2 separate regions of the Homo sapiens genome follow, and region 2 is linked to region 1. A link is a contact called in ENCODE Hi-C or POLR2A ChIA-PET data. All regions are on one chromosome and are shown on one strand. Each heading gives the region's core, a stretch centred on a gene start or an enhancer-like site at or near the end of the contact. The rest is flanking DNA. Distances are from core to core; before and after follow the strand shown. Region 1 holds the start of ADORA2A (adenosine A2a receptor). Region 2 holds the start of LRRC75B (leucine rich repeat containing 75B).

What was found. A loop is a pair of places that touch in the nucleus more often than their neighbours do. ChIA-PET counts read pairs that join two places held with the same protein, here RNA polymerase II (POLR2A). Pooled maps may share reads with other maps.
Region 2: a loop to region 1 is called in a pooled map, with 2.3 times the contacts of the local background. The contact joins the promoter of LRRC75B here to the promoter of ADORA2A in region 1. A Hi-C loop is called at or near these places in 4 of 37 single-sample maps with no recorded cell type and 8 of 50 pooled maps. POLR2A ChIA-PET finds 5 or more read pairs at or near these places in 3 of 52 experiments (Caco-2, OCI-LY7 and activated T-cell).

The regions. Positions count from the first base shown.
Region 1 is chr22:24,424,262-24,430,451 of GRCh38, reverse strand. It overlaps ADORA2A (adenosine A2a receptor), which reads right to left and starts at 2,853. Exons shown (of 3, transcript NM_000675.6): 1 at 2,706-2,853. The region is part of intron 18 of SPECC1L-ADORA2A (SPECC1L-ADORA2A readthrough (NMD candidate)); the gene reads right to left. ADORA2A-AS1 (ADORA2A antisense RNA 1) reads left to right here. Exons shown (of 7, transcript NR_028484.3): 7 at 88-1,246. RefSeq lists enhancers at 31-992, 1,067-1,226, 4,834-5,484, 5,485-6,136 and silencers at 2,663-2,772, 6,096-6,190.
Region 2 is chr22:24,588,657-24,595,137 of GRCh38, reverse strand. It overlaps LRRC75B (leucine rich repeat containing 75B), which reads left to right and starts at 2,065. Exons shown (of 4, transcript NM_207644.3): 1 at 2,065-2,275; 2 at 5,189-5,317. The coding sequence starts at 2,099. It also overlaps a transcript of GGT1 not described here. RefSeq lists enhancers at 1-602, 1,652-2,644, 2,645-3,638 and a silencer at 1,938-2,167.

The DNA of each region.
Region 1 (6,190 bases), core at 1,604-4,103:
ATGCTAAACAGCACTAGATACCGATAACCTTCTTGACTATACTGAAGCCACCTTCCTGCTGCCCACCAGCCTCAGTGACAGCAACAGACCCCTCTGCCCAGGCCGGCCTCACACGGGGCTAAAGACACCCACGGCTCCTGCCAGCAGGGTCCACACAGGCCACCTCGCTGCCCGTCCTCTCCCTCAGCCCCTCCTTAAGCACTCCTGCAGGCTCTCCCAGCTGCTGCCAGCACATCCCGGGTGAGGCTTGCCCGGACCCACAGGCAACCTGGGCCCCTGCCAAGCCAGAATCCACTCTCAGCTGTGCCTTTCTCGGCCCTGAGCAAAGCAGATCAGTGGAGTCAGAGGCACCTTTGGGGCAGACAGGGGAAGAGGAGTGCATTCATTGGGGAAAGGTTGGGAGCTACCCAGCCGTAGGCTGGCAAATCAGCTCCTGGCCGGGGGCACCCTGACTTACAGGCTTTGCCTGATTTCTGTGGTGTAAATTCTCCCCTTGTGCCCAGTTTCAAGCTACTAATGTGTCGTGGACCGTAACTGGGGAGCAACACAGAGTCAGCTGGCCACGATGCCAGTCACTGCTGAGCTGCCAAACCTTACGCGTCCCAGGGGGCACCTGCCTAGAGGCCAGGCACTGCACTGGACCCTCAGACACAGCTTGTGCAGCCTGCTTAGGAGCTTGGGAAATGACTGTCATCTGTGATCTTGCTGGTCCCAGGAAGCCCATTTTACAGATGAGGAAACTGAGGCCCAAAGGCACGAAGCGACCTCTCTCAGCCTCACCAAGAGCACTGGAAGGTGGTGTAGGGCTGCGGCCGTGCGCACAGAGAGCACAGCAGCAGGAAGGCTCCTGGGCCTCCAGCTCCCCTCCCTCAGAAGCCTCCCAGAGTGACAGGAAGGTCAGAGGCCCCGGGGAGGGGGCGGGGCCAGGATCTGGCAATTTCCTATCCCTCTCTGTTGGCTCTGTGCATCTAATTACTCCTTGAGTCATCTGTTGCTAACCAGGAGGGGAAATTAAATATTAATAATGTAATACTTCTCTGTGATTACCCCTTGTTGGGGACAGATCAGAGGGCAGATGCTGCCCCATACAGACAGGGGACACATGCTGCGGAATGTGCATAATGCCTCTTGAAAGAACCACCTTATAGGATTCCACGCGGTCAGACTCAAAACTGCTGCTGCTTCCTGCCTTCCTCCTCACCTCCCCCAACCTGGCCACTTTAATTAAAACTCCATTTAATCAAAACCCACACATCTTCTGGTTCCTCATATGTCGCACTAGCAAGGCCCTCTGTACACATGCCCAGATGGTGGCTATACCCCCCAGAGCCTGCTGCACGGAGGTGCCCACCAGCTTCTAGGCAGTGACCTGCACATCTGCTCCTGAGTGCGGCTAAGAGCAACATACAGGACACAGTGCACGGACTCGGACCCGCTCCAGCCATGCCTGGCCTGTTCCTGGGCTCCAGAATCCCAGCCTTAGAACCCTCCTGCTGCTTTTCCATAACAAATGTTTACCAAGTACCTCCACCAGGCCTGGCAGCACCCCAACTGCTGGGCCAAAGGGAGGTGTGCCCCCGTTGCTGTGCCTGGCCCCATCTGAGCATATGGCAGGGGACCTCAAAGGAGGAAAGGACCCAGGACATTCCTGGGAGGCGGCTGCTGCCCTGCAGTTTCAGGCACTGCAGGCCACTCCCTGTCTCCACAACATTGGCTCAGCTAAGAGGAGTCGCAAATCAATTTCAAAGCGCAAGAGGTATATGAAGGCTAAGAAAGGTAAGCAACAGAATAAAAAACATGGAGGTGAATTCATTCCAGTAGGAAGGAAGGTAATACAGTAATCTAATAATGATTTCAGAGACCTTTAGAATCTCCAAAGAGGCAAAGAAAGGAATGGCATCCGTAGACAAGAATGAGAACTTCTGAACCGACTGGCGGAAATGAAACAAGGACAGGTGGATATGAACAAGAAATAATACAAAATCCAGGGACTGAAAAATAGAAGGACTGAAGTAAGGGATGTGGTGAGCTTCAGGCACACGTACAGTGGAAGAGACGACTGGGGATCTGAAGCTAGTACTGAGGAATTCTCCCAGAAACGCCATGAAGAGACCTAGTCTAGGAGGAAACGGTTGAGAGGCATGGGGTGGACTGAGAAGCATCAACAAGTGGCTTGCGGGAGCTCGGCAGGGCACGGCAGGTTGTGGGCCCCACTATGACTGGCTTTTGGGATGGCCCAGGGGGGCCTGGGCATGAACCTCCCAGAACCCAGGGCCCCAGGATCCCCATACCCCTTCCAAACTCATCAGCGCAGGTGCCTTCCTCACTGCCCAGTGGTAAGCAGCCACCCAGCACGGGCTCCACTTCCCTCCTGACCTCCGGGGCTGCCCGGTGGCCCTTACTTCAGGCGCTGGGTGCAGGCTGGGCCCGGGACCCAGAGATACACCTGGCATCCCTCCCCCACAGCCCGGGTGCAGCTGCAGCTCTCTGCTCCTGGTGGCAGGATGTGGGCAAGATGGGGCCAAGACCCAGCTCCCTGCAGCTGGAGGCTAAGGCTCTGAGCCTGCCTCACAGAGCAGCCCCCACATCGCAGCCCCGGGGCCAGTGCTGGGGGCCCCAGCTCCTGCTCCCCACACCCCCATGTGTCCAGGCTAGGGGCCAGGAAGGCCACAGCACCCCCTCCTCCCCGCCTGGGGGCCACTCACCCCCTCACACGAGGCTTCACCTGACAGCCCTCCTCCGAGGGGCCGCACCCCGCACCAAGGTGCTGGGGGCCCACGCTGTGCTGAAAGCAGCTTGGCTGGGGGCGGCTCCTGCTCCATGTCACAGTCCCTGAGGCCCAGGCAGAGCTTCCCCTCTGCACGCGGCTGCTCACATGTACACAGGCTGTGGTGAGCCACGTCACGTCACGTGAAGGATTGGCACCTGCACCTCCCTCAGATGGCGGGCAACAGGTACTATGCCGCTGAAGGGGGGACAAGGGAGTGTTTCTAGATGGCCCCGCGGACACAGAGCCCAGGAGTCCTGGGCGGGACCCTGTGGGAGGCTTGAAGGGGCAGTGCTGGGTGCAGGGCCTCACAATGCCCCAGGGTGGCTGCAATGAGGATGGGAGGGGTGAGGACCGGCTGTTGGGTCCCTGGGCAGGTGCGACGAGGCAGCCCCGGAGGCTGACAGGAGGGCAGGGTGACCAAGCAGAGCCTGGCCACTGCTTCTTCCCCACTGAGCAGCCTCCCCCAGGCTGGCTCAGGGTTTGCAGAGGCCACTGAGGGACCAGAGGCGAGTCCTCCTGTGACACGGGCAGACCAGCCCGGGGCCTCTGGGGAGAAGTCTCCTGCCCAGATGCCAGAGGAGACACCAAGTGGCACCATCGGCCTCCCTCTGCTTGGCCAGCTCCGGCAGCCTCTCCACCAGGTGACGGCCGATGCCAGAGACCAGGGCTGCAGCGGCACATCCGAGGAGTGGGCACAGAAGAGCAGCAGCAGCCCCTGCCCAGTGACTCCTGGAACAAGCTTCCCCTGCGGGGTGTTGGCGGGGGGTGGTGAGAGAATCCCCATGGCAACTCACAGAAACATCATCTGGGTGAGACTTGGAGGAGAAGGTGAAGGGAGAGAGGTATCGAGAGATTCTAGCAGAGAAAATGCCCGAAGCCAGGGTCCTGCCTTCCCTGGGCTCCCATCATCCCCTGTGCTGGGACGAGGGGCAGCTGCTCTGCTGCTCCTCTCTCCACCTGATCCTCCCCAGTCCCTGGCCAGATCCATGGAGTCCAGGCTGCAGGGGCCCAGGCCTCCTCCGCCATGAAACTGCCTCTTCCCACCACCCAGAGCCCCAGGTTCTGCACAGGATGTGGGCAGTTGTGTGGGGGCTCCTCTCTGCACCCCAGCTCCATTCCCTTCCCCATCTGGGCTCCTCTGCTCCTTGCAACCTCTGGACCACCCACCTCCTAGGACCAAGCCCCTCCTGTCAATGGCCCAGACCCTTCTGGGAGCTAGAACCCTCCCATTCACCAGCTCAGCTCCTGCCTGTGCAGTCTCCTCTCCACAGCACCCCCACCACACATGCCCTAAATCCCCTCAGCCTGTGCTTCCCGCCTTCATCCATCCATCCATCTTCTGTCTGTCCTTCCTCTGCTCTCCTGCGTGCTCAGGGCTCTGTTTGCGCTGCAATAGACAAGACAGACCCCGCAAACACGGTTGGGAAGGCAGTTCTAGCTCATTTGGGGTTAGGTGGCTCGGGTATTAGGTCTGTGAGAGGGTACTAAGACCTTCTTTGGAGTGTCAGGACACAGCTGAGAGCCACCAGGGGCTGTGGTCCCACACAGCAGGCACTGCCCAGGCCTCACCTGGACTTTGCAGGACGTGATGCTCTCAAGTCACATGCTGGCTCCCAGGCCAACTACCATTCATATGTCCCTCTGCCAACAGCAATCCCTGTGGTGTCCCCTGACCCTCAAGCCTAACACCCTCCCTCCCGGGTTCCCCGCTCCAGCACACACCCCTCACCGGCCCTCTGGTCTGCCCTAAACCTTCCCCCACTTGCTCCCAAGCCAAGGCCTTTCCACATTAGGCATTGCTAAGATCATCATCCTTGTTCTACAGATGAGATATCAGATTCCCCGGGACAGCAACCTGCTCAGCGAGTGGGTCGAGGAGGCAAGACCAGAACCCAGACGAGAGCACTGAAATCTCCAGCACATCGCGTTGCCCATGAGGCAGTCATTGCCATTGATTGCCCTCCTCCATCGCGACGCAGGGCATATTTGGGGATCTGTAATTCACAGACTGATATGGGAAGAAGCCCAGCACAGCTCTCAGACCAGCCAGGTCAGCCTTGGCCTAAGGCCCGCCTCTGGCCAGAGGTGACTGGGCTGCCCCTGGCTTCCTGAGGCAAGGAGCAGGAAAGCTCACAGCTCAGCCAGCTCAGCACTGGGGAAACAGGGGACACGGATGGAGGGGTAGTGGCTGGGATTTGCCTGAGAAACTCTAGGACTAGGGAGAGGCTGGGAGACCCCAAAAAGCAAGCGCAGAACAAGGAGGGACTGACACCGTGGCCGTGGACCAGCCTGTGAGGCGCCCCTGCCATGGATCTGCCGGGATGTTGGGCGGGGGGGGGGGGGGTGCTGCCCACAGGGCCCGGCCTTCCCAGCCCCACCCAAGGCCTCCAGGAACGGCCAAAGCAGGGCCAGTGAGGAAGCCCCGACCCCGCAACAGCTTCCCAGGCCCGCGGTGCTCCACAGAACCCTCCACCATGGTCCCCAGGGCTGGGGCACCCTGGGGCAGCCCTGGCGCGTCATGGAGTATCGGCAGGGTGCCCCGCCGGGGAACCCAGGGGGAGCCGGCAGCAGAGGCAGGGTGGAGGCGGCCTGAGCACCTGGCAATAGGGGAGAAGGCCCTGTGTGTGGCAGAGCCCAAGAGAGGAGGTGCTTCAGGATGGCGACGGAGGGCTGGCTTGACCTGCGGCTCACCCTCCAACAAGGGCCACAAACACCTGCGCGTCTTTGCAGGGCCCCGACTCCCCCAGCCTAGGACCCAGCCCTGGGTCTCCCTCTTCCTCCCATGGTACAGTCGGGGCAACTAAAGTCTGAGTGCGGGACACAGGGACCTCAGCTCTGCCGGCCCGCGGCCTCCTCCTCAAGCCCTTGGGCCGCCTTGCGCCAAATCCCTCGAGAGCCGCCACCATTCCCGCCATTCCTACCTCCGCTCCGGGCAGCCAGACAGACGGCCGGGGCCAGTCCGAGGCGCGCACCCACCCCCATCCGTCCCCCGTCGTCTCCTGGGTCCCCCAAACCCAGTTCCCGCCACCACTGTCCACGGAAGACGCCAGCGCTCGGCCCAGCGTTCCTGATTCCCCCTTTCTCGGCGCGTCCCGGGCGCTCGGGTATCTCTGCCCGCGCCTCACCTTCCCGGGGAACCGGTCTCCGCCCGGCTCCTCCACCTGGGGAATCTCCCTCGCCCCGGGGCCCGGCCCGCCACCCCTCAGGAAGCGCCTCTGCGCCCCCGGTCCATCCCTGCTGGAGGAGCTCGCGAAGGTTCATGCGAGCGCGCGGGGCCGGTCTGCGGCGCATGGACGGACGGACGGACTGACGGACGGACGCTCCCCGCCCGCTACCTGCGGCTCCGCACCCCGCGCCGCGCCGGCCGCCGCACTTGCCTTCCCTCCCCGCCTACCCCTGCGCGCCTTCCGGTGCAGTTTG
Region 2 (6,481 bases), core at 816-3,315, 170 kb before region 1:
AGTTCTCTGCCTTCCACAGGACTCTAAGCTCTGAGCACTCCCCCATACCGCTGCCTAGGTTGCCCCTTTCATGCCTCCAGGCTCAGCCCTCCATTCCCTCCTTTCTCCCCTCCCCCTGCCCAGTATTCTCACATTTGAGGGGACAGTGCCCAGGCCTGGCTCAGCCTCTGGGAGGATATGGTCAGGATCTGGGAGCCCTCCCAGCTGTGGCTCCAGCCCTGAGGCTGCAGGGGAAGAGGAGGAGGGCTTACCGGGCTGCCTGCTCTGGGCAGGGGGGTCTGAGAGGTCCCTGGGGCATCAGAGCTGCAGCTTAAAGCTCTGACCGGGTAGGTTGCCACTTCAGTTCAGCAACAGCGCCTTGGCCCTGGGGGAGGGCACGCAAGGCCGTCATGCAGGTTTGCCAGGGAGGAAACCTGTGGTGCCAAGGTGGCCCCAGGACAATGCTGGCTGCACTGGAGTGGGAGGAGAGGCTGTTGGGTCCAGCTGGCAGGTGCCAGGGGAGAAGGGGGTGCAAGCACTGCTCCAGCAGGGGTTGGGGGTCCGTGGATGGTCAAGGGGCTAAGACATCCTGCTGTCCTCTGCCTTGTCTCAGGGGCCCAGCCCCACAGGATGACAGAGCCTAGCACCCTGCCCTCTCCCCACTGCCATCTCTGGGCAGGCAGTGCTTAACCCAAAGGAAGGAACCTTGAATCTTCATAGGGTAATTAGCAGACACACACACACACACACACACACACACACACACATACACACGGGTGCTTGGCTGTCGTCCCTCATATATGCCCTCGGACAGTGCTCAGCCCTTCCTGCACAACAGGTACCAGTCCTCACAGGCTAAACACGTGCTCCTTGCTTAGAGAAGTGGGAACTGCAGATCAGTGCCTCAAACGTTCCCCACGCAGGAGATGTGAGCGTCCCAGAGCCGGGATTGGGGCTGCAGGGGCCCAGCAGGCCTGCAGCAGAGACCTAGGCTTCTGCTGAGGGAGCCCTGGGAAGTGGGATACACCTTGAGCTGGGTGGGTCCGTACCTCACCCTGGTCCTCAGAGGAGCCAGGGCCCCCATCTCACTCTGCCTGCCGCCACCCCCACCCCTTGTCAGGGAGGCAGACTGAAGCCAGCGGCAGATACAGCCCGCCTGCTGCCAGCTTGCCCAGAGCTGGGCTTAACGGTTAACCTGACTCTTCGTCCGGTTTATTTCCCAGGCTGGGGTCAGAGGTGGGGGCCTGCCCCAAACCAAGAAGCAGGAGGCAGTAAATATTTGCCAGTGCAGGAGTGTCCATGTAGCGTGAGCAGGTCCTACACCACAACTGCCAGCTGCAGAGATTTCTTTTCTTTTCTTTTTTTTTTTTTTGAGACAGAGTTTTGCTCTGTCACCCAGGGTAGAGTGCGGTGGCGCCATCTCGGCTCACTGTAACCTCCGCCTCCCAGGTTCAATTGATTCTCCTACCTCAACCTCCCGAATAGCTGGGATTACAGGCGCCCGCCACCACGCCCGGCTAATTTTTTGTATTTTCAATAAAAATGTGGTTTCACCATGTTAGCCAGGCTAGTCTTGAACTCCTGACCTTAGATTCCGCCTGCCTCGGCCCCCCAAAGTGCTGGGATTACAGGCGTGAGCCACCATGCCCGGCCTAATTTTTGTATTTTAGTAGAGACGGAGATTCACCATGCAGGGCATATTTCTAAAAGCAATGGGGGCAATACCTAACACTGGCACACACAGCAGAACCCCCCCACCCCGCCTAGAATGCTCTTTGCACGGTCAAAGCGACTATTCCCCAGTCAGCACTGGGGCCAGAGGGTAAAGAGGTGCCAAAAGCCACCTCGTCTCGGCCGAGCTCCGCGTCTCCCCTGGCGGCTCCAGGCCCTCGGGTTCTAGCGCCAAGACTGACGCAAGCAGGGCCTCCTCCAGTGTGATCAGGCCAAACCGAGGAACCCACTGGCCTCGCTCCGGCGCGGGGTGGGGCGGGCGCTCAGCCTTCGGACCCGGACGGGGCAGGGCCGCGGTGATTGGAGGCGGGGCGACTAGGGGCGGCCCCGGGAGCGGGGCGCAGACAGCCCGGCCTCCTGTGGGTTCGGCGACCATCGCGCGGCGGCCATGGGGGCGCGGCTGGGCCGGCGGGCCGGGCCCGAGGCTGGCTCTGAGGCCGGGGCGGCGGCCGGCTGCGGGCCCGCGCCCTACGAGCGCCGGGTGCGGTGGCTCCGCGAGATCCAGTCCACGCTCCGCGAGCGGCGGCCGGAGCGCGCCCGGCAGCTGCTGCGCCTCCTGCGCCAGGCGAGAGAAGGAGCCGTCCGCCCCTGGGCTGGCGGCCAGGGAGGGTCTGGGGGTCTGGGGGTCTGGGAGGCGCGGGGCTATGGGTTGTGGGCCTGTATCCGCCGGGAGGCGAGGCGGAGCTGGTCTCTGGCGCGCGCAGGCGGGTTCCGAGGGCGCGACAGGCTGCAGCACGCGGGGTCTTGCGTGGGCGAGAGGGCGACCGCCTGGAGTGAGGGCTGGGTGAGGTCGGCGGACCGTGTGGAGGAGGGGGCTGCTGAGTGTGTCCGGGTCTTTGGGGTTTGAGAGGGGTTGTGTGTGTTGAGGGTGGCCCGGTAGCCTGGACCTAAGAGCCCAAATTCAGGCCCTGGCAAGATGGGAGGGGCCCGGGAGGAGTGGCAAGTGAGGTCAAATCATCTTGTATTGAGAGACAATGGAAGAGGGTAACTTCCCCCTCCTCCAGGATCCGGGAGACAGTGGACCCTGGAGAGAGGACCCAGGGCTGGTCTAGGGATGCAGCCTCACCCCAAGACACCATGGCAGCCCACAGAGAGCCATCCATGCATCACCAGTTCTCCAACAGGCGGCTCATGCCCTTAGAGTACACATCCCCAGCATCTGTGCATCACAACACTCGGTCCGGTGGTGGCTCTGCTCCTACACACACCAGGTACACTAAACCCAGATCCCAACCCCTGGGTTGTCCCAGGATGCTGGTCCCCCCAATCACCTGGGCATGCCACTTCCCTCACCACCCCGTCCCCACCCCCTACAGCAGCTACCACCACTACCTGCCCCATCCTGTGAGCAGGAAGTCAGCCATGCAGGTGTTCGGCCTGCAGAAGGTAGATTAGAAATGGGGAAACTGAGGCATGGAGCGAAGTGGTCACCCCAGGGCCCACAGAGAAAATGTGGGGCAAGCCAGGGCCAGAGCCCTTCTTCCTCCCTTCCCTTCTCCACCTCCTCCAACTCTGGATTCAGCAGGCTGGAAAAATGGAGCTGTCCGTTTAAGAGGAGCTGTCTAGACCCATGGAAGGCAGGCTGGCAGGTTGCGGTCTGGGGCCCTGTCTGGGTCTGCCAGGCTCATCAGCCAGCCTTCCTCCTGGATCTTCCCTAGCTGGCATCTGTGGCAAACAGCAGAGCAGCACTGAATCAGCCAGACAACCAGAGGCACAGATCTCAGTCTGGGATGCTGCCTGGAGTCCAAGACACCAGTTGGGCATTTTAGCTGGGAAACTAGAGGGAAAGAAGGATCCTCAGAGACCACCTCTTTGTGTCTCAGAGGTTGGGATTTGAGGTCCAGCCGGGGCCTATCCTGCTCCATAACCTGCAGGGACCCTGCAGCTGTGACCCACGGCCTCCCCTGCCTGGCCCAACTTCCTGTGCTTGGGACCCACGCACAGAGCATATCACCTATGGATTGGAGAAGGCCCACATGGGGTCTAGAGGCCCCTCCTGGCTGTGGCTGCCCCATCAGCTCTCAAAATGTCCTCTAAAGAGACCCTCTGGGCCAGATGCAGTGGCTCACGCCTATAATCCCAGCACTTTGGGAGGCTGAGGCAGGCAGATCACCTGAAGTCGGGAATTCGAGACCAGCCTGACCAACATGGAGAAACCCCTTCCCTGCTAAAAATACAAAATTAGCTGGGCGTGGTGGCACATGCCTGCAATCCCAGCTACTCAGGAGGCTGAGGCAGGAGAATTGCTTGAACCCGGGAGGCGGAGGTTGCGGTGAGCTGACCTCGCACCACTGCGCCCCAGCCCGGGCAACAAGAGCAAAACTCCGTCTCAAAACAAAGAGACCCTCTGAAAGAGTATTCAGCCCCACACCAGTCCTGTGGGAGTAGACAGGAGGAGAAAGTGGAGGAGTGAGGCAGGAAGGCCAGGGCAGGTCTATGCAGGCGGTGGGGTGAGGGATGGGTAGGAGAGGAGGCTGGAGGCCTGAATCTTGGCAGGAGTGGTGGGGAGAGAGAAGGGATGACTAGGTGAGCTGGGGGAGAGAGGAGGACGGAAGAGTGCTGGGGGGTTCCAGAGCTTCTGGCCCCAGTGCCTGGGAAGATGGTCATGGAGGTGCCCTATACTGAGCTGGGGCATGGGTGGTGAGGCTGGCTTCAGGGTGGCATGCCTTTGAGACATCTGAGAGAGAGGTCCGCCCCCAAGGGAAGGATCCATACCTGTCCGCAAACAGATGCTGGCCGCAGCTTAGGAAAACCAAGGGATAGGTGGGAAGGCAGAGGATCTGAAGGGAACACTGGGGGACAGGGGAATTTGAGGGGTCATAAGAAGAGCAAACCCCCCCACCATAAGACGAAAGACCCCAAAGAATCCCACTGACAAGTCCTAACCCCAGAGAAGGCAGTGTCACAGCACAACACTACCTCAAGGGAACTGGTCTAAGGGTTCTGGGATTCACTTACCACTTCCCTGAGGGCTCCCATGTCCCTCCCCTCTACTTATCCAAAGGGTCCTCCAAGGCTGAGTGGCTCACACCTGTAATCCCAGCACTTTGGGAGGATCGCTTGAGCCCAGGAGTTTGAGACCAGTCTGGGCAACATAGTGAGACCCCATTTCTACAAAACATTTTTTTTTTAATTAGCTGAGCATAGTGGTGCCTGTCTATAGCCCCAGCTCCTCAGGAGGCTGAAGTGGGAGGATTCCTTGAGGAGGCAGATGTTACACTGAACTGAGATCACGCCACTGCACTCCAGCCTGGGTGACAGGGTGAGACCCTGTCTCAAAAAATAAATAAGCAAAAAAAGAAGGGGGCCACCCGCCACTGGACTGTTGGCCCATGGCCGCCTGTGGGGAGAATCCAGCCAGCCTTAGGGAGGAGATGGAGAGACAGGAACGGGCATAAGCAGCATCTGGCTGGCTGGGGTGGTGCCTCGAGATGGGAGACCCAACGGGCTCACTCAACTCTCTCTTCACCACTCACAGGACCTGGGCCTTGAGAGGACCCTCCTTCCTGATATCCTCTACAGAGATGTGGCCTTCCTCAACCCGGTCGACCCCATCTCCCATGACCTGCTTGTGAACCTGGCCCGGGACCTGCAGTGCCCCAAGAAGGTGAGGCTGGCAGGCACGGGCCCTGGGCTGGGCACTGTGGTGGACAGGGGGGCCAACAGAGCCCAGGGCTGGGGACTGGGAGGCTAGGTCCTTCTGCGGCTTGCTGTGTGGCCTTAGGCAAGTCACTGTCCCTGTCTGAGACCTGCTGCCAGCATCAGTATATTAGGCTGGCCACCAGCTAGAGCAAGTGTGAGCTGTGCTTTGCAGGACCCTCAGAGTCCTGGGCAGACCCATTTTCTGTGTGGCAGCACTGTGCACCAGGCCTGGGGGCCCAGACCAGGAAGACTATAGCTGGGCAGAAGTCATATGGGGACCCTGCGGGTCACAGACTGTTCTGAGAAATCCACCAACGGAAACAAACTCCTAGCCTCTGAATTCCTGGGCCAGAAGAGAGCCGCTCTCGGCTAGAGCCCCCGTCTGTCCGCAGGTCTCCATCCTGTACAGACACCCTTGCGGACGGGTGCTCACTGCTTTCCCCTACAACAGCTGGGGTCATAAGCAAGGCCCTCCTCCTTGCTGGGGTGGAGTTTGCCACCTGCAGCCTCCACCCCACAGCTGCCCAGAACCCCATGCTGACAGCACCTGCAGATGTCCTGCCATGAGCATCGACACAGCCCCAGGATGTGTGGCTGTGACCAGCCACCGGACCCAGACTCCTAGTCACAGTGAGTCCCCAACCAAAACCAGGGTATCCGCTCTGGGCCCTGCCAGCTCTGAATGCCCAGGTCTCTGCACAGTCGGCCCCTAGGACTCTGCGCCTAGCCCACGGCCATCACAGGAACAGCCAGGGCTTGCAGCTGCTGTGTGTGCTGCCTGCTCCTGGGGCTGCTCACAGAGGGACTGGATAAAGGATGCAGTGGAGCATGCTCAGTGCCAGCTTTGTGGGCCGCGCACCTCGGATTCCACCCTGAGCTGGGCCTCTGCCGGAGCCCAGTTAGGACTGAGAGAGAGCCAGGTGGTGGTGCTGTAAAACATTACATCCCCCAGCCCTGTCAGCCCAGACCCAGACCCCGCAGGCGCAGTCTCGCTTGGAGAGTGAGAGGAAGAAGAACACGCTGACCTGGCTTGTTCCTACTCCCTGGGATTGGCGTCAGTGGAGCACGGCTCCCTCGAGGGGCCTGGTCTGGCCTCCTCCCCCTGTGGCAAGTCCCCGAAGGGTGCTGA